Regions from separate parts of the Mus musculus genome. Here all the other regions are linked to region 3. The links are chromatin loops, found by intact Hi-C in ENCODE. Cell type or tissue: heart. All regions are shown on one strand. Links, peaks and the distances in the headings refer to the core of each region. The heading gives the core; the rest is flanking DNA.

Region 1 (6,114 bases), core at 731-4,730, 1.5 Mb before region 3:
CTGTCCTTCCTCTTCTGGAATCAAGGAGGAAAGAAACTCAGCTCTCCACTGGGATTAAGCTTCTCCGGGATCCTGCAGGTAGGCCAGAAGTAGGACAGCCTCAGAGCAGGCTGTCAGATCATTCTTCACAGGAGGGTTTAGCCAGAAAGTTTAGGAAAACATCAGTCAACAAATAATGGGATTTTCAACTTACTTAAATGAGTAGGAGACAGTCCAATGATCAAAGATTATTCTAAAAAAAGGGAGCACAAGAGGGGAGGACCAAATATTCTTGGTCTGATTACTGTTTGAGAGGTGAAGAAGTGTAATTGGAGCATCTCTGTGTGTAATGATACTGTCTTTGGGCCTGGTGGCTGTAGTTTGTCACTCTTTGGCTACTGTGGTTTTAAGGATATGCGCCTGTCCTTCTCCACAGTGGGGTGTGTTCTGAATGTCCTGTTATCACCTTTGCATTGCAGGCTTAGTTGTTTCTGAAAGCCACATACCAGCAGCAAGTGAGTGTTTATGTTCAATCGTCCACATCTTTACTGCCTGTTGCTATTTTAAGCTAAACATCCAGGCATTTCAGTGACTTTAGTTTGTATTTCTAAAGAGCTAAGCATCTTCTCTTCTGTTTATTTAGCTCTTGTATGCATACTTTTGTGTGTGCTAAAATATTTGCTCATTTTTATTTTTACTTTTTCAGGCAAGTCCTGGGATGATGGTGAACTCCAGATCTTCGTCCCCTGATTCTCGAATGCTGGAATTACAGCCTGGCATCATGGTGCCCTGCATGGATGGCATTCCTGTCACTGACCTTTGAGAGTTCTTTATATATCCTCCAGTGCATCTCGGTCATCAGATACATGCTTTGTAAACACCTCTTCTAGAGGGCCCAATTCATCAAGTTATTTGAGAGTCAGTTAATCTATGTTAGAAAGGTTTTTCTTCTTTTTTTTCTGTTTTCAGCAAGAATGTGAAAATTTCCATGAGTAGGTGATACTATGAACTTTATAATTTCTCTCTGCTCCACACTGTGTGTGTGTGTGCATGTGCTTGCGCTCATGTTCGAGGTGGGAGGAAAGCTTGGAATTGGCACAGAACACACCCAGACATCAAATTCTCAACACAAAGGAACTTTATTACAATGGGGTGGGAAGCAGCTGCCCCTGAAACAGGTTAAGATACTAGCAGGTATTTCTGCCAGAGTGGTTTTAAGTAGAAAAAGGGGAGCGTGTGCTAGGATGATGTCCTGATTGGACATGTTAGCCAGTGTTAAGCCAAATAATGAATTTTGATTGCTGGACCTTGGTATTTAGTCTCAGGAATAGATCAGTAGCCAAATAAAGGAATAGACGTTGGGGGCTAGCTTTAGGAATGTAATCTAATGGTTTAGCAAGGGAGAGGGAGGGAGAGGGAAAAGGCAAAACCTACTAGCACCACCGTTTGCCATGCTTGGGCCTGTTAGAGAGCCCTTCACTTAGAGTCAGCACGTCATTATAATTGTAAAATACAGAGTTGTATCTCCCTGGGAAGCTAGCTGTCCTGTCCTCTTTCCGGGGGAGCTCATCTTTATTTTCCAAGTGTGGGCGAAATCACATGTTCATGAGCTCAGGTTCCATTTCTGCCCGGATGCCTTTCTTTGGATTTCAGAGTATATTAGGTACGAGGATACCTCAGCTCATATATGGTTCAAGAAATTAATTATGCATCACTCAATAATCTGCACTCCTTAAGTTAGGGGGCACTCCAGGTTTCAACACAGCGCTGTGTGTACGTGCAGTGGATAACGAAAATTATCGCAGTTTCAAGGTCAGTCGGCCAGGTCATTTTGTTGGATTTGCAGGCACCTTAGCCCGAAGAAAACGGACATGGAGGGGGAGGTGATGAGCGAGACACCCCGAAATAGCCCAAGTGCCTTGAGGAGGACGGAATAGCTACGTTTAACGACGCTACGCATAAACTACTCTCGTGGTGGAATCTGTGGGTTAGTGATGGTTCTCCACGAGAAAGACGAGGAAATCCAAGGTGCTCTCTTTTCACGCCGTCTATCTCAATTGAGCTTGGAGTAGACGCAGTCTGGGCGCGGTGTAACGTCATTCTTTTAATTCCAGCACGGCTTGAAACTCAAACTATCCGATCTGAGTAAGATATAGAGAATAGGGTGAGGATCTCAATTTACTTTTAATTTAATTTAATCTGTGTTCCTTCCGGGTTTCGCCTTGACGACCCCTTCCCTTCTCCATGTCTCAAACCTCGCGTCCTGGAAAACTTAAGAATGTAGGTCCACCTGCTCAAACACTGTCCCAAAGCTGCACTTCCCGGCCTTCCTCTACTCTCTAACTCTAAATTTTATCTGGATTTTTGTTTAGTATCGGTTTCAAATATGTAAGTTTCTCAGCCCGCTTTCTCGAGTCAGTCTCTGTCCCTACTCTCACCACTCCCGGAAGTGCTCAGAGACAGAAGTATAGCCAACTGTGGAGCCCGGCTCCGGGCGGGGACGGGTGGTTGCGGATGAGCCAATAAAATATTGATCAATTTTTAGTTTTTTCCTCTGATACTCTGATTTTCAAAAAAGTTCAGCCTTTTAAACTGTTCAATTTACTGGTTTTTCGTGTACATGTGTTACAACGCCGTCGTTGTTTCCTGACTTCAAAATTATCTTTCTCCATCACCTGGCAACCGGTGATACATCCTAACTCTAGGTTTGGTGGTCTGGACAATTCATTTTAATTACAACATGCAGTACTGACTTCTTTTCCTCAACACAGTGTTTTCCACATACCCTATTGGGTGATGTCTATAGATAGTCCTTTTCTGTTTGTATGCTGTTCACTGACATACAAGACAAAGATATAGTAAGAGTCAGATTTTCAAGACTTAATATGTTTTTCTTACGGATCTGAATACAAGAAAGTTTCTCCTTTGTATTAAAAAGAGACATGGTCGAGCCAGCCAGGAGTCGAACCTAGAATCTTCTGATCCGTAGTCAGACGCGTTATCCATTGCGCCACTGGCCCGCCACAGGGATGAAGTTCTACTCTAGTTATTATTAGCTGTAACCTTAAATTAATTATAGCCCTAGTTTCAAGCTAAGTAAATTCAACAAATGTTTGATTTGAACAATTTAAACCACTTGTGTTACAGAAACTCGTCTTTTCACCTTGCAATTTCCATTACTAACACACGCAGTTGGTTCCTCTGACATGAAACAACCCCTACTGCCAGCCCGTTGACAGAATAATAGAGTAAAACAAAAATCCACTCTTTCCTCTTCTTCCTTCTTTCCCCACCTCTTTCTTTAAATTTTTATGTTTACAAATAGTATCGTTCTGTAGCCCTGACTGGCAGTTCTTCTGCCTCAGCCTCCTGGAGTTCTGGAATTACAGGTGTGCATCACAAAGTTAAGTATTTTACGTTTTACGATCTCAATTCGTGCAGCAATTTGAAAGCCCAGAGTGCAGTTGAAAATTAAGCTGAGTCAGAAGTGGTGGCAAGCCTTTAGATCCCAGCATTCCGGATTTACCTAGAGAGCTGTCTTTAAAATATAAAAGAAGTTCGACTGAATACTACTTAAGTGTACAATGTGAGCGAAAACACTTAAAAAAGTAAGAAGAGACAAAGGTTTTCTGGTGCACCTCGGGGTCAGCCTGTATGCTGAATGCCGCGCAGTGCTACTGTGTAGCGTCCAAACTGCTCAGTGTATCCTCCCTTTAACTCATTTCCACCTGCCTGGCATATCAGATGAACTCTGGAATTCTACTCCGTTTTTGTTCCCAACAGCTTTTTCCCCCCCTTTGGTTTTGGATTTTTTGTTTCTTCTTTTAAATACTACGGAACTGTAACTATTTAAAGTAACCATTTGCCCTTCCTCTGCTCGCTTTCCCTCCCCTCTTCTCCCCTTCCTTACCCAACCCCTCCTCTCCCTTTCCCTCCCCGCCTTCTTCTCTCCTCTTTTTCTTTCCTTTCGTTTTTGTTTTATTTTGTTTTTCGAGAGTTTCTCTGTGTTGGCCCGGCTGTCTGGAAACTCGCTTCGTAGACTAGGCAGTCCTCCTGCTTCTGCCTTTCAAGTGCTGGGATTAAAGACGACCGGTGGCATTTCTGATGTAATCACAGAAAGTTTAAAAAAAAAAAAAAAGAAGTGAGCACAGGAATAAAACACACCTAATTTTTCTTAAGTTTGACCACACTTCCACAGAAAGCTGTGTCTGAAGCTTTCTTACGCTGTGAGCAGGATTTGAACCTGCGCGGGAAGAACCCATTGGATTTCGAGTCCAACGCCTTAACCACTCGGCCATCACAGCTAACCAGAGCTTGGCTTGTATTATGTCATTTATATATTAAACAAATAATTAAAAAAGATTCTTTGAAGGCAAAATACATACTCTGAAGGCACTAGACACTATAATACCATCAACGCCAGAGACTCCCATCTATTAGGAAGTTTCCTTTCAGCAATACACAAAAGGCAATCACTTCATCAAACCCTAACCAGATCTCTTCCCCAAGTCTTACTCAAGTTCACTCTATCCCTGTAGGCTTTTTAAAGGGAGAACAATATTCCAGCATACCAGAATCTCTGGTTTTAGTCTTTCTTTCCCACTTCCGGTTTTTATAGATTACCGAGTTTTTATTCATAGATGTGGCGGGGGCTAGAATCTGAGTTAGTTGTATGTTCATTTACAATCTTAAGATTGTTTTCTCCACACAACTCGAGAAGCACTGCTCTCAGTGAATTTGGCAAGTTCTATCCATACTCAAAATTTATGCACCTTTTGAGGCAGTATTTCTACAAATGTGCAGGATATGTTTGTACATGTGAGTCAAGCTCATTCTCTTCTGAATATGCAGGATTGGAAAAACACATCAGCAAATACGAGTTTTTAAAAAATAATTCTCTCATTAGTGTTAAACAATTTAGAATAATATAAGCTGGTACAATTTTGGAAACACACACATACATCTAAATATGCACATTTAAGAGTTGGCTGTAGTTATACACCTGTAATTCTAGCACTGGGGAGGTGGAGGCAGGAAGAGCATAAATTTTAGGAAATCCTCCATTACATAGTAAGTTAGAGGCCAACATGGGCTTCATGAGACCCTGGCTCAAAAAAGAAAAGAGAAAATGAGAATATGAGATGTGTTTGTGCACATCTGCCTTTAATATAAAATCAAAGTGAGATCAAAGTGTTTTGAGTACTACCATAGGAGTAAATACATGGGAGATCAGACATATATATTTATAAAAATCACTCCAAGAGCTGGGCATAATGGCACACATCTTTAATCCTGGCACTTGGGAGAACATGGTAAGCAGATCTCTGAGTCTGAGGACAACCTGGTCTACATAGAGAGTTCTAGGACAGCCAGTGGTATATGCAGAGAAACTGTCTGGAAAAAAGAAATCTCAAGAATACATAATTAAGGAACAGTTGAGCCAAGATGGTTCCTTCAATGGCTTTGAAGATTTTGTGAAATTAAAATGGTAAAATACACCCTGTGTAAACTGTGACAAATTTCTACTTGAGGCCAGTGCCCCTTTGAGCATTAATTAAGATCTGTTGCATGCTATCATCATTAAAGAGTTTCTCCTTTATTAAGCCCTGTGTTCTTGGGGGTGAATTCTTGCTGGGAGGAGCTGTTCGGCTATTGCAGTATAATCAGCTTGCCATGTCTAGCAGGATGCCACAAACTAGAAGGCTTGAACAGCAGCACACATTTTTCCAGAGTTCTGGAGGCTAGAAGTCCAAAACCAAAGTGTTGTCGGGGTCAGGTTTCTTCCTGCATTCTTCCTATGTTCTTGTGAGATCTTTCCTCAGTGCATACATGGAGGGAGGTCCCTTATGTCCTTTGCTTGGTTTCCTAAGGACACATGCTGCACTGGATTACAGCCTCACTTTCAGACATTATTTAACTTTAATTACCATCTAAAACTCCCATCTCTCAATGCCATCACACTGGAATGAATGTGGGCTTCAAAGGAATGACTCTCCAGGAAGATGCAATCAGCCTAAGAAGAGCCAATGTGTCTTTGGTAATCTAGTGCCCACATTTGGTCCTATCACTCTGACTTCTACTTGTCTCAGTGGTTGCAGGGTTCACTGTGATATCTTGTAAGACAGAGAGAGCCCC
Region 2 (6,114 bases), core at 885-4,884, 68 kb before region 3:
GTTGCCTTTATGAGAATATGTCAATTCTGGTACTTATTTGGTTACTTTCTAGGCAAAGATGGTTTTCATATGTGTGTTTCAGTCTTTCTATGTTTTTGAAAAGGCATCTCTATTCTCGTGCACTGTAAATAAATCAAGGGCTGTTGAACAGAATTTAATTGCTTGATTTAAGACTGTACATGATGAGATTAGAAAGCTAGTTTTGGTGCATATAGTTTCAACAACCCTTAATGTGCATGCACGGGTGTCTGTTTTTTTACATCTAAGCTTTAATGGAAGCCTACTTAACACTTCCTCCTCAAAAATAGGGCTCTTTGTCATCAGATTTTGTACACAGACTCAGAAGGTAATTTGGTGATTTTCCACTCCATCGCAGAATGATACTATTATATATATTATATATGAAGAAAAAAGAAAAAGAAAATATTTCAAAAAGAAATCAATGACATTGAAGTATGTCACCAACACAAAGTCACAGGAGACATGGTTACAATTCCTGCACTGAGCAGGTGGGAACAAAAAAGGCCAAGGTTAAGCTCATCTTCTGGTCAGTACTTAGCAAACAATCCAAGCACCTTTCTCCCTGAGACTCTGTCTCCAGCCAGCCAAGAAAAAAAAAGGCATGCACTTTTATTGGATTTCCAGTAATGAAGCAAAATCTGGTGCCTCCAAGTCATCCCACAATCAGAAATAGAAACAAAACCTAGGGCATCTCTAAAAGTCCATTCTGTCTGTCCAGAATGGTTTTAGCCCAAATGACTGTATGCTCTGTCCACACACTCTGTTCTTTTGTTTTTAATCTATAAAAAACTCCCTTCGTTTTTCAATGTTTAAAGGTCTTATTTGGCTGCCTCAATCTACTAAGCCATGACTGCAAGGTGTTGTTTCACTTTATTTGAGTCGTGTGTGTGTGTGTGTGTGTGTGTGTGTGAGAGAGAGAGAGAGAGAGAGAGAGAGACAGAGAGACAGAGAGACAGAGAGACAGAGAGACAGAGAGACAGAGAGAGACAGAGACAGAGACAGAGAGAGACAGAGAGACAGAGAGAGCAAGCCAGCTTCTTCTAGTTAGTTAGTGACTGTATTAGGCAGAGAAACCAAATCTAGAAGAGAACAGAATCAGTAGAAGACTACATTATTAGCTACCTTACATGATAGACAAGATTAAAACTTATGCAGCTATTCTACTGAATAGCCTGGACTCTAAGTGAACCCACTATGTCCTGCTACATCAATGTTTAATTACATAACTGGGCATTACAGTCTGGCCAAGCTGACATATTAAGTTATCACTGTGTGAACTCTCTCTCTGAGTCTGGATGAATTGTTCTTTGGTTTTGCTCCAAGGCATAAGGAAAACTGCTCTCTACCTCTCCCCTCTTCTTTAATGTGATCAGTATGTGACACAGAGCTCTAGATTGTCGTCAGTCTCAGATGTGTGGAGCAAAGTCATTATGAGGTGTCTGTGAACCTGCCTTCCTCGTCATAGTGGAGGCTGCATGGAAACAACTCACTCTCATATTTCTGTTTCTTGCTTGTTGATTTTGACTTTGTGAGACGGGGTCTCCTGTTGCAAGGCTGACCTCATGGTCTCTACAGCTGAAGCTGACTTTGAACTTCTCATCCTCCTGCCTTCACTTCCCAAGTGCTGACATTATAGATATGAGCCCAACTCACATATATCTGTAAAGGACTGATCAGGGTTTGTTATCTTCTTAGATATTCCATGCAAATGTCACCAACTTCAGTCAAAGGAGAAACACCAACCAAATACAATGTCTGTTTTGTTGTCTGGCATCTACCACAAGTTAGTTAAAGCTATAGTGTGTGACTGAGCCTTTGAACACACCATTAACAATATGGCTAACTGTAAGATTAAAAAAAAAAACAGGAGTTGGAAAGATGACTCAACAGTTGAGTTCTGTTCCTTCAAAAGACCGGAGTTCAGTTCCCAAGTTAGGCAGTCAGTTAGCTACTGCCCATACGCTTCAGCTCCAGCTCCCCTTCCAGACTCCTCAAGCACCAGCTTTCAGACAAGCGCACGGGCGCGAACGGGAGCGCGCGCGCGCGCGCACACACACACACACACACACACACACACACACATTTAAAATAAAAGAAATAGGTGCTTAACTCATAGAGTTTGTAGGTCATAAATGCTGGTTTCAGAGGTCATAAATCTTCTAATGAAAGTAAGAACTCTAGTATCCACAGACTCTCACTGTGCCCCTGTCTTGTCATCCAACGGCTGGCTGGCTGGCTGTCTTAGTTTGACAAATCCTTCATCTGTGGATCAGCTGTCGACACAGTTTAGAAATAGTGAAATGTTGAATTTAGTATCATTGCTGGGACTATAGGTCTTCCGAAACCCAACCAATTGTAACTGCAGGTTTCATTTGTGAAGTTACTTACACAATTATGGTAACCGTTTGTAAACTTGTTTGAATTGTACTTCAAGGATGGTTTTATTTTAGCAGAGGACTGAATAAGTTGGAAGCAGGAACAAATACACAGCACCAGGGACAATACAGAAATTTTGCAAATGCTCTTTACTGGACCGCTTATTAAATCAGACCCTTTGGACAAGCACTATAAGAAGCTTTTCCCGCCGCAGACGTTGCACACGGTCCTCTCCTTTATGTCTTTCCGAAAATGAGGTGTTAATTATGAAGTCTTAAATTTTTTAAGCTTTAACTCTGAAATTCTTTTCGTTAATTTTAGAACCAAGAAGGAGGTAGGTGAAACCTAAATTTACAGGGGAAAAATGGTGGGAACGGTTAAAGGATAATCACAATCTTAAATTTCAATTTAACTTAAAAGTCATAAAATAAAAAAGCTTGCTTACTGTATGGACCCGTTTGGGGGGTTGGGAATGTTCTGATCGACATAATAGTAGCTAACACACACAGTGTCTTTGTGCTCTCCGCTCACTCGTTTTTCCTTAACGCCTGGCTGGTATTTTTATCAGTGTGGTAAACTGGAGAGGTCTTGCCCTTCGAGGGAGCTTCCTTCTTGCACATCCAGCCTGCATTAGTAATTCTCCCGCCCATCCGGACCAGGACTCAGTTTTCCTGTAGCTGTTTCTTAGATCTTTGGAGCGAAGCCGAGAGTATTTTTAAGATTTGGGGAACTGTCTGGGTCATCTTCAATAAAAAGGCTGAAAATACACACAACAAATGTAATGTTCATTCCTTTTCTTTGTTGATTTGGAGGCTGGAAAGCGTGTTGGCTCCGTGGCTTAGCTGGTTAAAGCGCCTGTCTAGTAAACAGGAGATCCTGGGTTCGAATCCCAGCGGGGCCTTTTTGTGGTTTTTCCGCTGCTCGTTGACACGGTCTGCTCGAGATTAATTTCAAAGTTGTCGTCACGCACTGCCCTCCCTACTCCACAGTATTTACTCAGATTAGAAAGTGGATTTTAATTTACAAAAATAAATAAGCAAGTAAATAATAAAAACAGGTTATTTCATTAAGAACAAATATATACATTTCTTAGTGTTCCTATAATTTGGTAAGGCAATTTAGCAGTGAGGAATCTTCCCCCAAATTCTGAAATATGAGAAAATTAAGAAGTCTGGAGAAAAATGTCAATTTTACTCTTAGCTGAGTGTTCTCACCAAGATCAGGGAAACAGAAACTCAGTTGCCAACCCCCTAGTCACTTCCCAAGATCCACAGAATGAATGCCAAGCCTGGTTTTATGGCTTTTGTGGGAACAGAGCATCCTGATTCTCTGAGGAACAGCTTAGGAGGTAGTTACACTTTCTGATCTCCGTGTTGTAAGCAGCAAAGACTGTGAGAAGGCAGACTCTGACTCACTAGATTTTTTTCCTCTCTGCTCACAAACACCCTTACTCCATTACCTTCCAGTGATGGTATATCACTGCCCCTTTCTCTTATCAAACCTGCCTCATCTGCTCCACAACAAATGCAGAAACTAAGCACTCAGGTACTGTTTTTATATGGCGGGTCTAATAAAAAGATCAGAGGCATGGGGTGTTAAGATCACAAAAGATTCTTCCAAAGGCTTCCCTACTTAACCACTTAGCCATCCAAATAGCCTGTCTTCTCTTTAAGAGTATGGTTGGTTTTTGCTTGTCTTTGTTTGTTTCTAAGCATCTGTCAACAGGACGGCCTGCCAATTCTGATCTTTACCTAATTACTTCAACCAACCACAGCAAGGTGAGTTCCCTCAAGCACTTGATATAAGCAAAGTTCTTGCTCCAAAAGGAGTACAAGCAGATTATAAGTGGCCATGGCCTTGGAGCATGAACTCAGGTTTCTCTGTATAACAGATTCCATTTTGAAAGTGGATATGAATGGTTTTTTGTTGTTGCTGTTTTTTGTTTGTTTGTTTGTTTGTTTTGTTTTGTTTTGTTTTTTGAGACAGGGTTTCTCTGTGTAGCCCTGGCTGTCCTGGAACTCACTCTGAAGACCAGGCTGGCCTTCAACTCAGAGATCACCTACCTCTGCCTCAGGAATGCTGGGATTAAAGGGATGGCACAAGCCTTTAATTCCAGCAGTACAGAAACTGGTTGATAAATGGCTATTAAGGTGACTAAAGATAGCCCAAGATCATGTTGGTACTTGACCTTTAACATGCCAACTGCTCAAACCATAGAGGACTAATGATCATCTTAAACACAAATACGTGACTTTTTTGAGGGAACTTTAGTTCGAACAATAGAAGTGCCAATGAACTTTTGTAACAATGTATATGCATTTCTTTGTCATAATAAAACTACCAACACGTCATTTTTCCTCAGATTTACCAAAACCACCCTGACCTGTGCCTGTGTGTCTTGTTTTACATTTTAGACTTTGCGTTGGTGAGTTTTTGCAGGTTTGAGACAAACTAGGAACCTCAACTAAAGAATTGCCTCCATCAGACTGGATTGTGGGCATGATTGATTAGTGATTGTTATGGGAATGCCCATCACATTATAGGCAGTGCCACCCTGGGTAGATGTTTTGGTGAACGAGATAGTAAGCATCCTTCATCCATGGCCTCTGCTTCAGTTTCTGCCTTCAGGTTCAGGTCCTGATTTCCCTTGATGGTGAATTGTAATCTGTAAACTGAAATAAACCCTTTCCGTATCAAGTTGGTCTTGGTTAGCATTTTATCAAAGCAACAGAAAGCTAACTACAGCTGTCTTTATTTCTAAAGGTCCCAAATTAAATTATTTTCTTAGAGTTTCTTTTCAATATTTGCTTGGCTTTGTCTGGCTGTAGCATTTATTAGCAGCTAGCTTGCTTGAGTGATGCTTGGCCTAGCTAAGGATGACCACGAACTTCTGATCTCCCCGCTTCACCTCTGGTAAGCTTACAGGTGTACAGCACCATACCCATGTCATGGCTTTGTAGTAGTTTGTTCACTCCTCGAGTTGGGGCTGAACCTGTCCTGCTCTCTTGTATCTCTAGAGACAAGCCTGTGCCTGACCATCAACAGTGTAATTGTTCATTTAAAACGTCAAGTTGAACAGTCATGGGTTCTCCAGATTTCTAGAACTCACATAACTGAACTAAGTAGATTGCCATCCCTAATGTGATGGGCTTTATCCAGACTTGGCCTGAGTGTGGGGATGGTGTGGTGGGTTGGGGGTTAGTAGCTTCATGATCTGACCAACTTTATTGGCATCTGCTCTCTAGATTTTCAGCTCTTCATAACTGGACCAAACCATGCTACTTGCCTTCCTTGTTTTCCAGCTCACAAACAGAATGTCATGATAGTTCTCAGCCTCTATAATTGTGAGCTATGTCTTCATGATAAACCTCTCTGTGTATTTGTATCTGTGCAGATATCAGTGATGATAATGAGCCACGAATTAAATAATTAACATTTATCTAAATTTTTATGTGGACAGACAAGCAGAAACAAAGAAAATATTAAAATCTCTACTTTTGAAGCGATCTTGTAAGTACACAATGCTTCCACTGTACAGATAGAATAAGAAAGAAAAAAAATGTTTACTGAAAAATGAAAAGAAAAAAGAAAAAGTTTTAGTAGACTGTGAAGCAATTTGGTTTTAAAAGATGGCAGTTGTCAGGAGTGGGATTCGAACCCACGCCTCCAGGGGAGACTGCGACCTGAACGCAGCGCCTTAGACCGCTCGGCCATCCT
Region 3 (6,114 bases), core at 827-4,826:
ACTCATTTTTGAGTTCAGCATTTCTGTCTTCTTTTCTGTTGACTCCAGTACGACTTCTAGTGACCACATCTGACAAGGATATTTAACCATATTTAATGACTCTAATATTTGAAATGTTAGGTTCTGCCTAATGTATTTCTATAGGGTATTGACTCAAAGATTAAAAAAATTGAGACTAGTCAGGCATAGTGGCACACTTTTTATCCAGTCCTCAGGAGGCAGAGGCAGCTCCATTTCTGTGAGTTCCAGGCCAGATGGAGCAATGCAGTGAGACTTTGTTTAAACAAACAAACAAACAAACAAACAAACAGAAAACCAACCAAACAACGACCCCAAGCAAACAAACAAGATCCTGCCAGGTAGCACTCATTAACCCTGGGAGAATCTGAGGCAAGGGCCTATATGTGTAGTTTAGGCCAGGTTTGAACCTTGATAGCTGAGGATGACCTTGACCCTGCTGCTGTTTTACAGCCCATGTGATGGACTACAGGGTTGTCCCATCACATCAAGCTACAAGTACTTTAACGCCATTGTAGCTAAAGGATTGTCTATCTACCGTTTTTCTCATAAATTTAACTTTTTTGCTCTCCTTATTAACACGAGTTTATCTCCCACAGTTTCATTTCAGCAGAAGACCCCGAATGACTGCTTATTGGCTTGCACGCAGCCTTTTGGGGTGGTTATAAAATATTTTGTACTATGTGTCCAGTAACAGTCTTCTACCCAAGACTCAAAAGCATGATTTTGGAAAAGAAAATTTTCAGTTTATGGATGCCTTCCGATGACCAAAGTAGTCGACATCCTTCGCCCTCATGAGAGATCCTCCATCCAGGTAAACCGTCCTTAATATCCGACCCACATAATCTTTGGGTTTTCTTTGCCTTGCTTGCCTGGCCTTCTCTTGCCAGGCCAGATAGGCTCTCACGATGTACTTCTGGCCAGTCTGGAACTGCTATGTAGACCGGGGGTGGGATGGGGTTGTGAGGCGGGCTTTTTAGTCTGGGGTGGGTCTGGGATGACAGTGACAGAGATCTGTCTGCCTTTGTAGTTTCCGTGCTGGAATAGCAGATGTAAGCCACCACACCTAGGTTGTTTCTAAAAGTTTTAATTTTTACTTTTTTTTTCTTTAAAAATTTTTATTTTTAAGTTTTTTAAAAAAATGAGCACCATTTAAACTTTCTTTTGTAAGCCAGCTCTTTATTCCAATTGTTAGAAATAAGTAATTAAGAACAAAGTTAGGTAACTCGATCAAGATTTAAGATATTTCTCATGCTCTTCAGATCTGTATACCAAATTTAGGACTTAGAGAAATTTGGTCCAGGAAACTGAAACGTTTTCTGCTGTTTCGGTTTCTTGTTTTTTCTTTCTTTTGTTCCCTACTCCAGAGCAGCCAATCATAGCTACCAAAAACACCTTGGAAGACACCATACTTCTCTGTTCTGAAGAACGAATAGGATAGACGAGAGGGACCATATTGCTGGCTTTCATTTCATTTCTTTCAGTGAAATAAAAACTCTATTTTTGTTTGAGATAATCTCTATTTTCTAATCATCTTTTAAAAATGGTTGCGTTGTCATTTTCTGGGTATTGGCTTTTTTCCCCTTACAAACTAACCAGATACAAGGATACCTATGTAAGAAAGAAAAACGCCAGTGTAACAAGGAGCATTGGTGGTTCAGTGGTAGAATTCTCGCCTGCCACGCGGGAGGCCCGGGTTCGATTCCCGGCCAATGCACTCTCTCACTTTTAAGTAATTCTTTTATGAAACTACCAAAATGAAACAAAACAAAACAAACAAAAGTTAAAACAAAACAAAAACCCAATCACAAACAAACAAAAGGTGAAACCGAAAAAAAAATTGGATTCAAAACAAGGGGTTTGGCAAGTTCAAAGCTTCTGCAAGATTGGTATTAAAAGTTCTGACATTAAGTGTGCCTTTTGCCCTGTAACCCGAAACAATTCTTGCTGTGCTCCCGAGCTCCAGCTTCAGCTTGACCGATTTTCAGCAGGAAAAATTCTAAGTCGGTGAATTCGTCGTTAGCTTTCACATTCTTGTAAAGGTTTCAAGTTACTTTTTATATAATGCAGAATAGGTAGGAACTGAACAGCTTTGTCTTTAGTAAAGATTTCCAAAACACTATAAGCTGCGCGTCAGCAGAGTGGCGCAGCGGAAGCGTGCTGGGCCCATAACCCAGAGGTCGATGGATCGAAACCATCCTCTGCTAACTTGTCTTTTGGACAGGTTTCAAGGAAAAGTTTCAATTAGGAATATCAGCATTTAGAGTACCGAACTTTTCGTATAAGAACCACAAGGTTAAATTTTGTAATAACTACTTATGTATTCAGTAAAGGTCCTGAGACTGTCATCCAGGTTCCTACATTTGCGATCACTTCGTCATGAAGTGTCTGGACAGATCACATCTGTCCAGAGGATGTTCATATCAGCCAGCTGTTGGGCTATAATTCCTGTTTCCAGTCTCCAATCGCATTGTTTTTAGTACGACGGTAAGTAGTCTAGATCTGTAATTACATTACAGAAATATTGTTTGAAAAATATTTAGGGAATTACTTCTCATGGGAATATATCCTGTCACTGCACGCGCTCTTGTAGTCGTGGCCGAGTGGTTAAGGCGATGGACTTGAAATCCATTGGGGTTTCCCCGCGCAGGTTCGAATCCTGCCGACTACGTGAATGTATTTTCTTGACATGTAGAAACTTGTCCCTACCGTCAGCGTAAACATTGAAACACTCCGTTTTCTTTGGTTAAGAACTGCATTTTATTTCAATTCCATTTTCTTCTGTTGAATCTAGCAAGATGTAAGATCATGCCGGTATGACATTGAAGTTTGTTTCTTGTCTGAACTCCAAAACCTCGCCTGTACATGCGTGTCTACTCCAGAGTGTATTTGATGTTTTGAAATAAATACTTCAAACAAAATTTCGTTTGCCCTGCCTGTAGATTGTTTCGGAAGACGAATTTCTGAGTCAAAATAGCAGACAAAATTTAAAACTGTTTTTTGGCTAAGTTTAATTAAAAAAAAAATACTATTGCTATTTAAAATACCCAGAGTTTCTAACGCGTACAGAGATTGCTGTCGTAGAGTAAAAGTAACAAAATAAAATATATAATTAGCATTATGTGATCAATCGATTCATTGTGACATGCGGATAAGGACAAATAGGTTAAATAGGTAAAGCAATTTATTTTGTATCCTAAAGTACTAGTAAATTCTTCGAATTTTATACTTAGCTCCTTTTTTCTTGTGTTTGCCACATGTCCATATATACCAAGAGATTTCTAGGTGTTGACACTTTTTTCTCTAAATTCCGGTGTAGCAAATGTTGATAACTCTGGTTTGGCAAACACAAAGTTCTCATTTTGCAAGGAGCAGCTAGCTATACTTCAAATATTTTGTAGTAATACAGCAACTTTACAAATCCAGATTGCAGAAATATACATCAGTCTTCTGACTCTTGGTCTAATATCTACCAAGGGCATTCGTTAGCATAGGCCCCATGGTGTAATGGTTAGCACTCTGGACTTTGAATCCAGCGATCCGAGTTCAAATCTCGGTGGGACCTCATGACATTTTTGGCGCACCTCCCTCAGAATTTATCTGTGCATCTATAGCAAGTTCAGAAGTTAGATAGCAACCTTAGGAAGTTACATGGCATCTGAACATTTTCTCAGCTCATCTAAACCCTTCCAAGCTGTAAAATCAGATGTTTTACGTCTGTATTTACCTTTCTTTTCTAAAGTTTTACCAGGAACCACTTTTGTTGGAAACTGCAGATTCTAAACTGGCCAAGTTTTGTGCAGACGCGAGGATTAGGGATTCGTTTTGTTTATGCTGGAGCCGAATTCCTTTGTAAAGGATCACTGATTATTGTTTGAACGTCAGTAGATTTTATACATGAATTTGGTTCTAACAAGACAGAACACGTGAGATATTTTTTGTACTTTCTTTCTGAAGTAAACTTGTCAAGAATTAAAATCTAATCCACATGCTGAGATCAAAATGTATGTAAATATACTTCAAGTATTTTGTTATGGACAATATTGCGTCGTACTCGGCCCCATGGTGTAATGGTTAGCACTCTGGACTTTGAATCCAGCGATCCGAGTTCAAATCTCGGTGGGACCTTCTTTCCTTTTGCCGTTCTACCAGTTACTGGATCATCTTGCTTACATTTCTTCCAGTGGCTGGATCCTCCTTCTCAATTCTGGTCTCTGCTAAGTAAGTATACGGGTGGTTAGAGAGTTAGCTGTTAGAGTGTCCATATTTTTCCGCAGCAATCTTTTCTCTGGAATCTCTTCAAAATATATTTTCGAATGCAAAAAGAAATGTTAGCAATAAGCTAACATTAGTTATTAGGAGATATTCAGTGACTGTTTAAGAGTAATATGGTATAGTGGATTTTATGCTACACTTTAAAATGTGTTCTGTCCATGTTCTGCTTCTCCTTCCTCTGCATCCATCCACACCTCATCTCCTTAATCACCCGTTAGCTCACCTTCACCTAGTTACAAGTGCTTCCCTTTTTAAAATTTCAGTTTTTCCTTCCTTTTCTTCAAAGTTACTCAAAGTGAAATTGTTAGCATGGACTCTGTCTTGGAAAGGTTTGGGGTGCAGTGGTGCAGTGTGCTTATCTTAGGGTTCCTCTTGTTTGGGACATCCCCCAAGCCCCTACACTCACGTGTTGACATTATTTAGAAGATTAGCTGTCTATTGAAAGTGCAAGCGGGACTTTCAGTACTTACCTAGCTGAAGGCACTCAGGATATACCACATCTAGCACTTGGATTTCAAGCCTCAGATCTGTCTCTGTTTGGTGTCTTGGCTTTTCATTTTTGCCCAAACTAGGAATATACCCAGCATGCATAGATACACACACCTTTAGACTTACACTCTCTCTTCTCAAATCCTACCTCCTTGAGTAAAGGAAGCCCTGGCAACATCACCCACTTTTCTTATTTTTCTTATTCATTCTTATTAAAACACACACTCCCCTCCCCCAATTGCATTGGGTACAGAAGAAAAATGGAAGCATATTCTCTGGTGTCCAGAGACAGGCTTGGATGTTAGTTAGGATCTAGCCTGAGACTCAGAGTTTGTCCCTAGGGTTTGTCTTTTGATGCTGTGTAACCTCACAGCTTCTCCACAGCACACTGACGTCTTTGATTTCAATGGAATGAGGTAGAAACTTGATCAAACAACAAGACATTTCACATCTTGATTAGTATGACAATTAAAGAGTCACTGGATATCTCCTGATAACTAATAATGATAGGTCACAGGTGTTACGGCCTTTCTTTCCACTGTGACCTTCTACATCAAGTCTACTCTGATGTACAAACACCATTGTATTCTATCTTTTCTTTTTGTAATGAACCAATGTTCTTTCTTAGTGTATCAGTTATGCCTTTTACTGATTAGGTATCTGAACAGTTCACCTGGTAGCATCCACCTAGAATGAAACCTCGCTCTTGTTCCTTCCTCCAAATCACGCAGCCCACGTGCAAGTGCCGCAAAGCCCTTTCTTACACCTTCTTGCTGAGTCTTCCCAAGTTTCTTCTTATGATGTACTCTTACTTGCAGAGCAACAATTCCAGTTCATCTGACTGCAGATGTGTTCTTGGTGATCTTTGCTTGGTTTGGTGTAGAAATAGACAACAATAAGGAATATATCAAGAGAAAATACCAAATGACCAGTTTTGTCACATTTTTCTCTATAAACTAAACAAAACAAAGTCCTCTCAGATATCCCAGCAAGTCTGTTTCTCAATGTTCATGCTCTGTTAAGAACCAATAATAATTTAACATATCCCACCTGGGATCCTTGGAGTCTAGGATTATGCCACAAGGCAGGCATTTATTTATATTGGAAGCAAAGAGAGGTGCATCATAACTCCAATGATGATATAATTAATATACATGGCCACACACACACACACAAAAAGACAAAATCCAATCTTCGTTTTAAAACGAGTCATCATAAATGGTCTTCCTTATTCATTTCTCCTGCTGTGGCTTTATCCAGATCCACTTCTTCCCAGCAGTTTGTTTACTTCTTTCTTTATCTCTGATCAAACTAAGGGGACGGGGCATTTAT
Region 4 (6,114 bases), core at 1,046-5,045, 54 kb before region 3:
AGATGTAAACAATTTTGCCATGATGTCCCTTCTGAGCAGGGTCCCAAGTCATATTGGCCTGAGTCTCTGTCATCATGAGAACCCAGCACTAGTTCCACTGACCTGGTAAGGAGATCTCTACTTCCTTCCCCTGGCCAAGGAGGATATTCTGGATGCAGCAGGACATGTTCTTTATGGAGCTGTCTCTGATCATCATTGAAACTGCCACAGTGAACAGGCCTTCCTCATTATGCTTCTTGGACTCTGACGTGGATGGTAGCATCTCTCTGTTGCCTGTTCTCCACTGCACCTGAGGCTCTGGGTACCATCCAGAGGAGGTGCACTCCAGCTCCATTTCTCCATTCTCTTGAACCGTCATACTGATTTGAGGATCTGAACCCACAGCTATTAGAGAGAAACTGACCTTAATCTTTTGGTGGATGCTTTCCTGGAAACATGGTAATCTTCGCTTGAGAAAGACAGAGAGGAGGCAAAAGTAGACTGGGGCTAGGTAGGATTCCTCTAATCCTTCTGTATGAAGACTGAAGGATCAATAAAAACAATGTTTTATATCTTATTAGAGATGTAGCCTTATTGAGATCACATCCTTCAACATATGGAAAAGTCTGATGAGTAGACATGGAGGTGTTTGTCCAACTATCAAGAACAGCAAGAACAATGGCTGCAAGGTGCCTTAGGAGATCTAGAGTCAAGAAAGACCTCTGTGGTTAGAAGTGCATAACATGATTTGGAGGATGAGATGACTATGGTTAGAATATTTTAGGATGGGTGGGAAAGTATTCTCCTTCTTAGACAGATTATCATGTAGCACAGGCTGACCTCAAACAGCCGAAGATGACCTTGAACTTCTGATCCTCTTGCTTCTACCTCCCAAATGCTGGTCTTAGAGACACGTGCCACCACAAACCATTTTTAGACAGTGCTAGAGATCCCACCCAGGGCTTTGTGCATGCTAAGCAAAGACACTTCCAACTGAGTCACACCGCTACTCCCCAAAAGACTATATACGTGAGAACAGAGTTTGGAATTTTGTTTTGTTTTTCCCCTTGAGGTTTGCAGTTGATAATTTAACTTTTCTTTACCTAGGATGCAGACTCAAGAATTTTCTTAAATGTTTTCAACCTCATCTTTCCTCACTGAATTATGCCCCAACAAAAACCAACACAGGGGACACACAACTGTAATCATGGCATTCAGGAGGTGGAGGGAGAAGAATCAGGAGTTCTAGAACAGACTCTGCTATATAACGAGTTCAAGACCATTTCTCTATAACAACAGAGAAAGTGATAGTCTAGGCCTTTAATCTGAGTGCTGGAGAGGGTGAAGCAGGTGGCTTTCTATGAATTCTAGGCCAGCCTGGTCTGCATAGCAAGTTTGGGGCCAGCCAAAGCTACATAGTAACACCCTGATGCAAAAAAAAAAAAAAAAAAAAAAAAAAAAAAAAATCAAACAAACAAATAGCAACAGAAAATTAGCAGCAACAAAGGTAACATAAAGCTACTTTTCATTTTTATTTAGTCTAATCTTTCCTTCCCTCTATTTCCCTCTTTCCTCTTTTCCTAACTCTTTTTCCTTCTCCCCTCTCCCCTTTCACAGTTCTACAGGATACAGAAAAATTCTGAGCTCTAGAAAAGTATCCTTAAACAACACCTCAACAGCTCTTCATATTCAAAAGAGTGTGTATGAAAAATTTAAACTCATTTTATGAAGATGGCCATCACTTATAAAAGATAATAACAACATCGAGGTTCTAAGTAGCCAAGGTCAATTTTGAACTTCTAATCTTCCTGCTTGTATCTCCCAGTTGCTGGAATTACAGGGTGTTACTTCCCAGTTGAAATATCATACACAAACCCACAAGTATATGTGAATATAAACATATATTTATGTACATATATGTATATACACATATTTTCATGTATATGTATATATTATATAATTTATATATTATATAATTTTAGGATGCCTTTCCCTAAAAATGATATGAGCGTTATATTTGGTACATTAAATATGGCAAAACATGGCAATGTATTTTTGAGCTAGGGATACAGTTAAGTTGATAGATTCCTTTCCCAACATCTAAAGAGCAGGTGTGTCATCGTCCGGAATCCTTACATGGGAGGAGGAGGCAAGATAAGTATGCATAGCAGTTCCCACATGGTCTAGCGGTTAGGATTCCTGGTTTTCACCCAGGCGGCCCGGGTTCGACTCCCGGTGTGGGAAACTCATTGTTTTACGAATGATCCTAGTACTTGATAAAGGACTTCAAAGTGTTCTTAAAGCTGTAGAGTTTGAGACACTATGTCAGCTCCTTTCTTAACGGAGCAAGGAAAATACCTAAATAAATGAGAAAGGCAATATGTGTATTATACACAGTAGTCTAAGGTGTAGGAATTTCTTTATAAGCACATGATGTTTTATCATTAACAAAGCATTTTTCACTTATCTAGTTCCTTGTTGCAAATTCTTGCTGGATTTAGCTTTCTGGTTTCACAGTAGGAAAAACTGAGTGGGAGATTTGCTTGATTTGGATCACTAACAGGGAGGGAAATTAGAGCTCAATGTATTCTTTCCTTATGATCTCAGACAGGGAGAAGAAGACAACATGAGTAATATGAGTAAAACCATTTTGGAGGTGGATAAAGAACTTTAGCAACGGACCACACTCTGTTAGGGTGTCAATCCTTAGGCATTAAACCACGAAGCTGTTCAGAGCATCTAAGATGCTCACCACAACCTTACGTAAACGTGAAAATACGTTTGGATTTGGAGAATGAACACGATGATTCTCCCCAAAGTGAGAGTCTCCGCGCGGAGTGACGAGGCGACACATCCCGTCTGTACCCACCAGCCACTTTGAGGTATACGGCGGCCTCCTCGAAGTCGTCGTTGTCTTTGAAAAGGCACCGGTACTCCCCCTGGTCTGAGACCCTGACATCTCGGATCAGCAGAGTAGCGCGGCCGTCTAGAAGCCCGGCTGTCGCCAGCGTCGCCCTCCCGCGGTACTCCGTCATCTGCTGGCCCTCCTGCTCCTGGCCATCCCGGTATAGAAGTACCGCTGTCGACCTCGTCTGTCGAAACCACAGCAGCTCCATGTATTCTGAGCTCGCGTTTGGGGAAAAGCCACAGGTCAGCTCGGCATCTGAGCCCACTAGGGCCAACACTGGCTCCTGAGGTGCGGTCACATCGAAGGGAGCTGCTGTAATAAACAAGGTCAGATAGGACGATGGGTTGGGATGGAGGACCTACCGGCCAGTCTCCTTGTAAAGAAAGGAACTCGGGGTGGCTGCTATTTCTTTTCTTCTGTTTATTTTTCAGACTGGATCTCATAAATCCCAAGGTGGCCTCCAGCTCACTATGTAGCCTTGAGCTCCTTGCCCTCAATTCTCAAGTGCGATCATTACAGGGGTGCACCACCACCACACTTAGCGTTCCAATTCCTTTGATTTAAAGGAAAAACAACTAGGCGCTCCCTACGTAACCCTGGATGCTCTGGCTATCTCTATGTAGACCAGGCAGGTTTTGACCTCAGAAAAATCTGCCTGGGCCCACCTGGTGCTGCAATTGCAGGTGTGTATTACCTCCCGCAGTGGGTTTCCTTTGAACTCACTGGATTGTGGTGAAGGTCCCCCCACCAGGAGCCAAACCGGGTCAGAGGTATTTATTTATAGGGACCTTCCAACTTTGCGAGAAAGAGAAGGCTAGAACAGAAACTTACCCGAATCCAGCGTGGGCAGCTGTAGGACAGTGAGGGTGAGCAGACAGACCAGGAGGCAGGAGTTGGTGGGAACTGCCATCTCTGAGCTAACTGGGGCAATGAAGCCCGCCAAGAGCTTCAGGCTGGGAGAGAAACAGTCAGGAGGTAACTATGGGTTCCGCAAGCGCCCTGTTCTCCACCAGTTTCTTCCAACCTGGAGGGCTCTGTATTTCCCCTACAGGGTCATTTTCAGTCCATTTTACAACAGCGCCTGCCCCATACCCTTCCTCTGTACGTCTGGTCCTCCAGCCCTCGACTGCCTCCAGAATGGAGCCGCGAGGCACAGTTGTAGATAATGAAGAAATCTCCTCATTTACAATAACAATAAAACAATAAAGTAAAATCGAATCGAGTGGGATACTTTGTTATTCGTGTTTAGAAGTGATAATGAAGATAAAGCCACGGAGGTAGAAATGGAGAACATGAAATGAAACGAAGGAGGAGAGAAAGACAAGGTGTGTTTCTCAACTGTAAGCCCAGCAGCTCTCAGGAGGGTGATCTCTGGGAGTTACACCGTGAGGTACATACAGTCTTGACAAAGTCTGAGAGAGAGGGGAGAGGCAGAGCTGAAGAGCTTGAGGAACAGAAAGCCTAGTACAGAGAAGAGACAAAGAGAGCTGAGCTGAGAGTGAAGCACCTACCGATTTCGACAGACCCAGAGGAAAAGGGAGCCAGAGCCACAGTGATCAAGTGAAAAGGGCTGCTTGTCACCCCGGGGCCAAAGAGAGAGCTCTTCAGAAGGAAGAAGGCTGTGTGCTGTTAGAGAAGCCTGCCCACAGGTGGCCAAGTGTATTTATTCGGGGTGGGGGGAGGAGCAGCCTTTTAAACATGTGGACTACAGATTAGTGGTCAGGTAGTTTGGGTTCATCCTCCTCCCCTAAGAGAACGATATATGCATTAAAGAGCTGTACCGAATATAGGGAATGGGGACAAAAAGAAAGAAGACTTGAGCAACTGAAATGAGTCATGAGGCCATCAGCCTGTGAATTTAACTCTGTGGCTTCAGTTCTTTTAACCCAAGTTCATGGGGGGGGAGGGGGGGGCGCAGGCGGGGGTCATTGTAAGTTTAAGGCCAGTCTGGGCTTCATAGCAAGATCCAGACTTGCAAGAGCTACATATGGAGAACAAAACAAAAGAGAGTGGGGTGTTTGTTACTTTTAAGAAAAAGACTAATGTTACTAATACCTTGTTTGAATTATGCCAAGTTGGAAAAGTATTAGACACAAACAGTATTGGAAACAAAACAGGCAAGAGAATAGGAGCCCAGAAAGTAAATTACTTTGTCATTACATCTGTGAATAGCTAAAGAGTGAGTCCACAATGGCTGCAGCTCTCCCTCCCTGATCTTTTCCATGAGACACCTTCAGGAATGTGGGTGTGGGTGGCAGGAGTCCACTGGATGTCCACCTTCAAGGTATAACTGCACAAGGACCTGGCGCTTCACCCTGCCATCAGTCATGAGATCAGCAATTTCTTATTTGGTTTTGAATTTTCATTTATTACTGAAAAAATGCAAAGATAAAGAAAAAAAACAGTTTTATCAATGATTGTTTCTATGCTGTACATAAATATAAAATAAAATTTAAGAACAATATATATCAGTTCATAGTGATAAGTTCATAGTAAGTTTTCCTGCATAGTTCATAGCATAGCTAATACGCATATATTTGCGAAGATTATGAGATTTCTAGTTCTTTTTCTAGTATAAAGACTGCACTTCGGGGGGAGGGTATGGAGGACTTTTGGGATAGCATTGGAAATGTAAATGAGGAAATTACCTAATTAAAAAAAAAAAAAAAAAGAATGCACTTGGCATTTGGTAGAAGGTCCATCTAGCATTCATGAAGCCCTGAGTTAGATCCCAGCACTGCTTAAAATCAGGCATAGTGGCTCCTCTAAGCTACTTGTGACTTTGCTAGGCACTATACATGGTATCCTTCGATAGCTCAGTTGGTAGAGCGGAGGACTGTAGGAGTATTCGACCTGGAAATCCTTAGGTCGCTGGTTCGAATCCGGCTCGAAGGAGGTCTGTTTTTGTAACTCAGATAGATCGATCTACCATGTCTGTTTGTTTTACTAGCCTGTAGCAAACAGTAAGGGCAAGATAAACTTTTTTTTTTTAAACGCACAGTAAAACAGACATGCTAACACATGCTTCTATTCCTAGCATTCGGGAGGCAGAGGTAGGAAGAGTTTGAGGCCAGCCTGATCTACAGATCAAGTTCCTGGACAACTAGAGCAATGCAGTGAGAGCCTGCCTGGGAAAAAAAAAAAAAAAGGAAGAAACAAGAAAGAAAAGGAGGAAGAGGAGGAGGGAGGAAGAAGAAGAAAATAGAAAAAAGATATGCATTTTTATT
Region 5 (6,114 bases), core at 1,140-5,139, 150 kb before region 3:
ATGAAAGCAAATGACACCCGAGTGTGATGACTCACATCTATACTCCTAGTACTTGGAGCATGAGAAGAACTGGTAAATATTTGAGGCTAGCCTTGGCTATAAAATTCCAAGCCTGCTTGGCCTACAAACTGAGACCCCATTTTAAAACAAACCAAAAGACAGTTCATTTCAAACAAATAACATGAACACCCAAAAGTAGAAAAAAAAAAAAATAACTCTTACATAGTATGAGACTATATAAACTCAAGCTAAAGACAATAATTATTTTTAATTTTCTTTTACCTTTTTTTAAGAAATTGGCTCATTATATAGCTCAGGTGGGTCTTGTTTTCTGATCTGCTTGCCTAAGACTCCCACCCCAAGTACTTCAATTAGAGGTACACAGCCTCCCAAACTGTATATACACAATTACTGAACCTTATTTATGGGGCTTTTCCTCATAGTACATACTAGTTAGTATGTATACCAGAGTTGGATAAGGGAACATAGATTCCCCTCAGTTACAGAAGGAAATTACAAATAGAAAAGAACAAGATTAGAATGAACTCTGTACTGTGGTTAGCTGGAATTAAAGGGCAGTATGAGAATGAGGTCACAGTTTGTACTGTCTAGAGAAGCTGTACAATGTACACATGAAAAGGGTTTTCCATCCTAGTAATGTCAGCTCCCAAGCACAGCAATAATGCACATATTAAATACTAAGATTCTAGGTTCTAGATACCATTCATCACTGAATGCAATCAGGAGACATGGTAGATATCATGATTTGCAAAACAGCCTACAATATCTTTGTTGAGCTAAAATATAGAAATGTTCAAACAAAAATACAGTATGTTGTTCTTTAACTGTCTCATGGTGATAGGGATTGAACCCAAAGGCTGCACACACATCATACTCCACCACTGAGCTATATGCCCTATCCTTTTTACACTTTGAGAAAGGTCTTCCCTAGGTTACCCAAGCTAGTTTTGTAACTTCCAATCCTCCTGCCTCAGCTATTTAACTGAGTTTGCTCATAGTTTGGGAAATGAATCAGATTATCTTATTAAACTACCAGCCCAAGACATCACAACTGCTCTCAGTAGCCAAGAAATTATGATGCACAAGAAAAACAAACAGAAAACCAATTTTAAACCAGGAAACAATTTTCGTATGCAAATAAAATATGATCTGGCTGTCAGTCTTCAAAACAGAATATGATACTTCCCACACATTTACAATAAAATCCAAAGTTTTACTGCCCTCCATACTATGGAATGTTTGCCATTTTCATCCTCTCAGGCACCTCAAAATATGTTGTTTTTCTACTTTAGGTAGAAAATCCTCTACTTTAGGTAGAGGAACCACTGTTCCTCAATGTAGCTTTCTCCATTATCCGATTTAAGTAGCCTGAAACTTACTACCTAAAAAAGCAACACACCTTCATGGCCCTTCACACCACCTTACAGCATCACTATCCAACATTAAGAGATGTACTTTATGTACGTTCCCTTGTCTGTCTCTCCTACTAGAGCATAACATCTACTATGGTTAGGGTTTTGTCTTTTGGTTACTGCAATATCTGTAACATTTAGAATGCATCTGTTAAACAATTAAAAAAACAACAAGTAGCCAAGTCTCAGACTGAAAAAGGAGTATCATTATCCTTGGGTCTCCAATGTGCATCTGGCAAACACAAACCCATCCTCCAAATCCTTACTCCAGGCTACTGTCTCTAACATGCTTCCTTTACCCCTCCTAGGAAGGGAGGACTTCTGGTTTTTGTTTTGTTTTGTTTTTTTCACGAGCAACACCAGACTCCATTTCATAAGCGAAGAGCAGACAAAAGTTCAAATAGACAGGCTAAGCAACAAAACTTCAGAGCTCAAGATTCTTTTCGGTTAAAGGATATATGGGATGATCAAACAGTAAGTATTTAACGTATTGTCTTAAAAACCATACTTGCTGTACAGCCTCAGACCAGGGGTTGCCTCAATTTTCATTGATTACATGGATTATGGACATTTAATCCTCCCAAGAACACTGTAAAATCAAATATTACCACCATCTTACTGATAGAAAACCTGTTGCTATGACAGTTACCTAATTACACAAGAACTCACAGGCAGTTAAGTAACAGAGCCAGGTTTAAATATCCATCCTAGAGCCTGTCTGAGCATTGGGCACACTGCCTTCTTTGTATGGTAAATCAAAAGAAGGACAATTGTTGCAAATCTGCTGTGTATGCCTGTTAGAAAAATAGGTGTACTGAAAGGTTATCAAAGGGCCACTATGTTAGTCACCAGAAAGACCCTTTTCCTTTTCCCAAGTATGTTTTACCTTCTTTCTTGTCCCATCCCTACTCCAAAATTCACATTTATATAGAAACAGATGTATGCCACTTACCTTAACAAGAACCCAACGATTTATTTTTTTCAGATCCACAAGGTCTCTAATCCAGAAGTACTCATAATATTTAATTCTTCCCTCTCCTAGAGGAAAAAAGCAGCAATGTTGAATGAGCATGACTGCAAAGCTTACATTTTTCCTTTTAACAGTAGGCCATTTAAATAATGTCCCATGCACTCTCCAATCCTGACATCATCCTTCAGCAAAATTTTGCTCATTCTAATGTTTCCGTTCCTCCTTCAAGAAGCCGTTTCTTTCTGACCTGCTCTACACAAAATAACAAGAATTCTTCTAGCTGAGAGATTTTTAAGTTCAGAACAAAGCCCTGGGCCTTGTTTTTCTTGCTGTTAAGACGGGGAGAGTCTCACGTAGCTTAGGCTAGCTTCAAAATCGCTAGGCAGCTTAAACTGGCTTTTAATTCCCTATCCTCCTACCTCTACCTCAAACGCTCAGGTGACTGATAGGCGCATTATTATTTCAACTTCTGAGATCAAGGATTCATTCCTCGTGCACTAAAACCTGTAGGAATACGATTCATGAATGCAATGTTACACAGGACCAAGGCTGCTAAAAATAAATGACTATGGAATGCTTTGAGCAAACAGATTCTGCAGATTCCGGGGAACTCAACTAATCTCCGCCCTTAAGGCTGGGGGAGGGTCCCCCCAGTGCCCATGGTTGTCTAGACATTCAGGAAGGCTCCAGACTGCATTCGAGCCTGGCTCCATTACTACCTCCAGGACAGTCTCACAGGTTTCTCCTCCCAACTTTTCGTTGACAGCGACAAGAAGGGCGCCGCGCCTGGCCCGGACCCCTCTCACGGCCAAGGACCTCGAGGACCCGCTGAACGCTTACTCCGCCGCCCAGGGCGGCACTTCCGGTGACTGGACCCTCAAGCCGGAGCTTCCGGGGCCGAGCACTCGGCGATGGCCGATTCGGTCCCACGGTCTCCTAGGGAAGGAGAGTGGGCCGAGATGCTGAGAGGTCGGCAAGCCAACCGCCGGATACCAACCTGGAGAAGCGGTCCCCGCACACCACAAGGCCAAGACAAACCGCTCTCACCAGCAAGGACAGGGAGGCGTAGCCACGCCCCGAGGCACGTAACTACCCCTCATAGGGCTGCACCGGGATTCCGGGCCAATAAGCACCGGACCTCCCGAAATGGGCGGAACCTGAGCGCGCCTGCGCCCTGGCTCTTTCGCGTCCGACAACTACCTTTTCAGCTCCTGGAATTTGGGACTGCAGCAGCTCCGGTACCCACTGAATTGAAACCGTGCCCTGCGCCCGGTACTGCGGCTCTGAACTTCTGTTTTCTTTCTCCACGGCTGTTCAAATCAAGAGTTAGGAGTAGTGTCTCAAGGATAGATGCAGCGGACTCGGTTTTAAATACCTTGAAAAGCCGGAGAAGTGGAGAATTACAAAGGCTCTTTGGTGCTGTCACTCATGCCAGCAAACTATGAGAAGCTTTGAATAGGCAGCGGCGGCGTGGCCTTATTGCTGGAGAAAGCTGCGGGGAAACCGTGTTGAAAGGATTTCTGTCCTTTCTGATTGCGATTCTAGGCTGAAGACAGATTCAGAAAAAAAAACAAAAAACAAAAAAGAACAGTCAATATTTTCCCTACTTGAAAAAAAAAATGTATGTAGGCTGGCGAGATGGCTTCTGTCGAGAGTGAGGAGCAAAGAGTGCTTCTTGCTAAATAAAACCTCGCGACCTGAATTTGATCTCTGAGACCAATGTCAAAAGCGGAAAGAGAGAACTAACCGTAAAAGTTGTCTTCTGACAGGCATACACAATAATAAGTATATAATACACACACACACACACACACACACACACACACACATATATATATACTATACACATACACACATGTATATAACAAAAACCCTCACATGGGAAGTGAGTACTAGAATTCTCTGGTCTGGAGAAGAACTTGGATTGGCTGTTAAATTCTAGAGTTAGGGTCTGAGGATGGCAATTATGTATTCTGAATTCACTAATTCCTGTTTTCAGAATTTGCAGAATTTCTGCAGCTTATTTTAAATTAAAATTTTAAGACAAAAAATCCCACCAGTGTCATTCAAATATTTAAGTTTTTTTTCTTAGACTTATTTTCTATGTATGGGTGTTTTATCAGCATATATGTGCACGTGGTGTGTGCGCGCGCACTCTAGGAGGATGTCAGATCCCCTGGAACTGGAATAATGCATGGTTTATGAGCTACCATGTGAGTGCTGGCTGGAAAATGAACCAGGGTCATCAGCAAGAGCAAGTGGTCTTAAATGCTGAGCCATCTCTCTAGCCCTAATTTTAATATTTAAATAACTTTTTATTAACTGTTTTTAGTGTAAGATGTACCAAACACAATTCGAATCACACTATAGAATGAGCTGTGTATGGCTATATTAGGAAGAAATGTACACATGTTATTGCAGGAGAGTATGTGTTTATGCCATCCCCTTCAGCTATAAGAGTGTTGAGACAATGGACTCAAAGGATTGGAATTGTGATAGGAGTCTTCTGCTGAGAACAAGGAAAGGACTAGGGCCTTGGCCAGTGGGAGAGTTAGGGCAGGATTTCACACAGTCCTGACTGTGATGAGTGGGGCTACTTATGATTGTAGCTACCAGGACTCCTTACTTATGCACATCTCATGACCTTTAAAATATTCTGAACGTCGTGTTAGTGGTTGAACCCCTTTACTTACTCCTCTTCCTAGTGTGACCATATTGAGTAAACCGCTTTCACTGCTTTGTCTTGCTTGTCTTTTTGACAAATTGAAGACAGGTAGCTGAGCCTAGCTTGGTAGAGCTACCAAGGTCCATGCATAGACTCTTAACAGCCACTGTAAACCGGAAGATTAACTTGCCGACTTATACATTTAATAACGGGAAGCTGATTTGAACCAGAATCAATTACTGGAGCCGCCGCCATACTTATGGCTACCTCAGAGTATTGTGGGGAAGTGCTGGACAGCACATTACGAAGGTGTGATAAGTGCTGAGCCACTTTAGTCAAAATATTGGCCCAAGCAGAGTACTTAGTGCACTCAGTTTCTGAACATTCGTTGCTATTCTCTACGTCATCTGGCATTACAATACAATACAAATACACAGGCCATCTCAGCCCTGAGCTGGCTAGTCTCATGCTCACATTCTAGGATGAACTGCAGATGTCAGCCGTTTCGTTGTAAAAGATGGTGTGGGAGCACAGAGATGGGGGCACTTGGCTTGCATTCTGCAAGAAGTTCAGAGAAGAATAGACAGTTAGGCGTGACGTAAAAGATTATAAGTATAAATAAGATGAAAATGAAGTGGGATGGAAACAAGCCACAGTTATTTCAAAGAAGCAAACTTCATCTTGAAAGAAATGAGAAGTACAGGCCAGAAGGAAGGTGCCTCTGTGGATAAAGATGCCTGTTGCCTAGGCTGAAAACCCAAGTTTGATGCTCAGTACTTAGGAGGCAGAAGAACTGACTTCCCATGCTGTCTTCTGACCTCCACACTTGTATGGTAGCATGTTTGTACCACCCCACCCACACACCACATATGTACACAAAGTAAATGCTTTAAAAGAGAATTAACCCCGAAATTTCAAGCATACTGCAGCAGCCTAGTTATATCTGAAGTTCAAACATTTTTTAAAGTTTTTTTTTCTTTGTGTTTTCAGTTTTAGATGCTGAGACAAAGATAATAAGTAAAATTGACTTTTGCTGGCAGGGTCAG

What was found. Peaks named below come from ENCODE experiments on the same cell type or tissue, not always from the same donor. Only the 100,000 strongest peaks of a DNase experiment are listed, where the experiment ranks them.
Region 1: it touches region 3 in a loop (5-fold over the local background); 28 of 42 quality-filtered maps call a loop at or near these places.
Region 2: it touches region 3 in a loop (4-fold over the local background); 21 of 42 quality-filtered maps call a loop at or near these places.
Region 4: a loop joins it to region 3, with 2.4 times the contacts of the local background. A loop is called at or near these places in 15 of 42 quality-filtered maps.
Region 5: it touches region 3 in a loop (3-fold over the local background); 5 of 42 quality-filtered maps call a loop at or near these places.

Annotation. Positions count from the first base shown.
Region 1 is chr13:22,018,218-22,024,331 of GRCm38, forward strand. n-TRacg1 (a tRNA gene) reads right to left here and starts at 2,999; the gene lies at 2,927-2,999. It overlaps n-TScga1 (a tRNA gene), which reads right to left and starts at 4,283; the gene lies at 4,202-4,283. In heart, for the core only: no CTCF peak of the experiment used is centred there; DNase peaks (open chromatin) are centred at 2,454, 2,974 and 4,214; H3K4me3 peaks cover 3,223 bases; H3K27ac peaks cover 1,890 bases.
Region 2 is chr13:23,447,398-23,453,511 of GRCm38, forward strand. n-TTagt6 (a tRNA gene) reads left to right here and starts at 3,225; the gene lies at 3,225-3,298. n-TLcag10 (a tRNA gene) reads right to left here; the gene lies at 6,035-6,114. In heart, for the core only: no CTCF peak of the experiment used is centred there; DNase peaks (open chromatin) are centred at 2,024 and 3,274; H3K4me3 peaks cover 2,630 bases; H3K27ac peaks cover 1,217 bases.
Region 3 is chr13:23,515,539-23,521,652 of GRCm38, forward strand. n-TGgcc6 (a tRNA gene) reads left to right here and starts at 1,665; the gene lies at 1,665-1,735. n-TMcat6 (a tRNA gene) reads left to right here and starts at 2,154; the gene lies at 2,154-2,225. It overlaps n-TStga1 (a tRNA gene), which reads left to right and starts at 2,608; the gene lies at 2,608-2,689. It overlaps n-TQttg4 (a tRNA gene), which reads left to right and starts at 3,512; the gene lies at 3,512-3,583. It also overlaps n-TQttg5. In heart, for the core only: no CTCF peak of the experiment used is centred there; DNase peaks (open chromatin) are centred at 1,703, 2,163, 2,663, 3,563 and 1 weaker place; H3K4me3 peaks cover 3,914 bases.
Region 4 is chr13:23,461,384-23,467,497 of GRCm38, forward strand. It overlaps Btn1a1 (butyrophilin, subfamily 1, member A1), which reads right to left and starts at 4,518. Exons shown (of 8, transcript NM_013483.3): 1 at 4,399-4,518; 2 at 3,719-3,840; 3 at 2,849-3,199; 4 at 103-384. The coding sequence starts at 3,797. It overlaps n-TEttc5 (a tRNA gene), which reads left to right and starts at 2,152; the gene lies at 2,152-2,223. It overlaps Gm52036 (a long non-coding RNA gene), which reads left to right and starts at 3,041. Exons shown (of 2, transcript XR_003950563.1): 1 at 3,041-3,213; 2 at 3,319-4,105. It overlaps n-TYgta8 (a tRNA gene), which reads left to right and starts at 5,693; the gene lies at 5,693-5,782. In heart, for the core only: no CTCF peak of the experiment used is centred there; DNase peaks (open chromatin) are centred at 2,198 and 3,068; H3K4me3 peaks cover 2,932 bases; H3K27ac peaks cover 2,013 bases.
Region 5 is chr13:23,365,735-23,371,848 of GRCm38, forward strand. It overlaps Zfp322a (zinc finger protein 322A), which reads right to left and starts at 3,474. Exons shown (of 5, transcript NM_001111107.2): 1 at 3,401-3,474; 2 at 2,386-2,471. All of the region lies in intron 3 of 4930586N03Rik (RIKEN cDNA 4930586N03 gene), which reads left to right. In heart, for the core only: no CTCF peak of the experiment used is centred there; a DNase peak (open chromatin) is centred at 3,567; H3K4me3 peaks cover 2,910 bases; H3K27ac peaks cover 2,196 bases.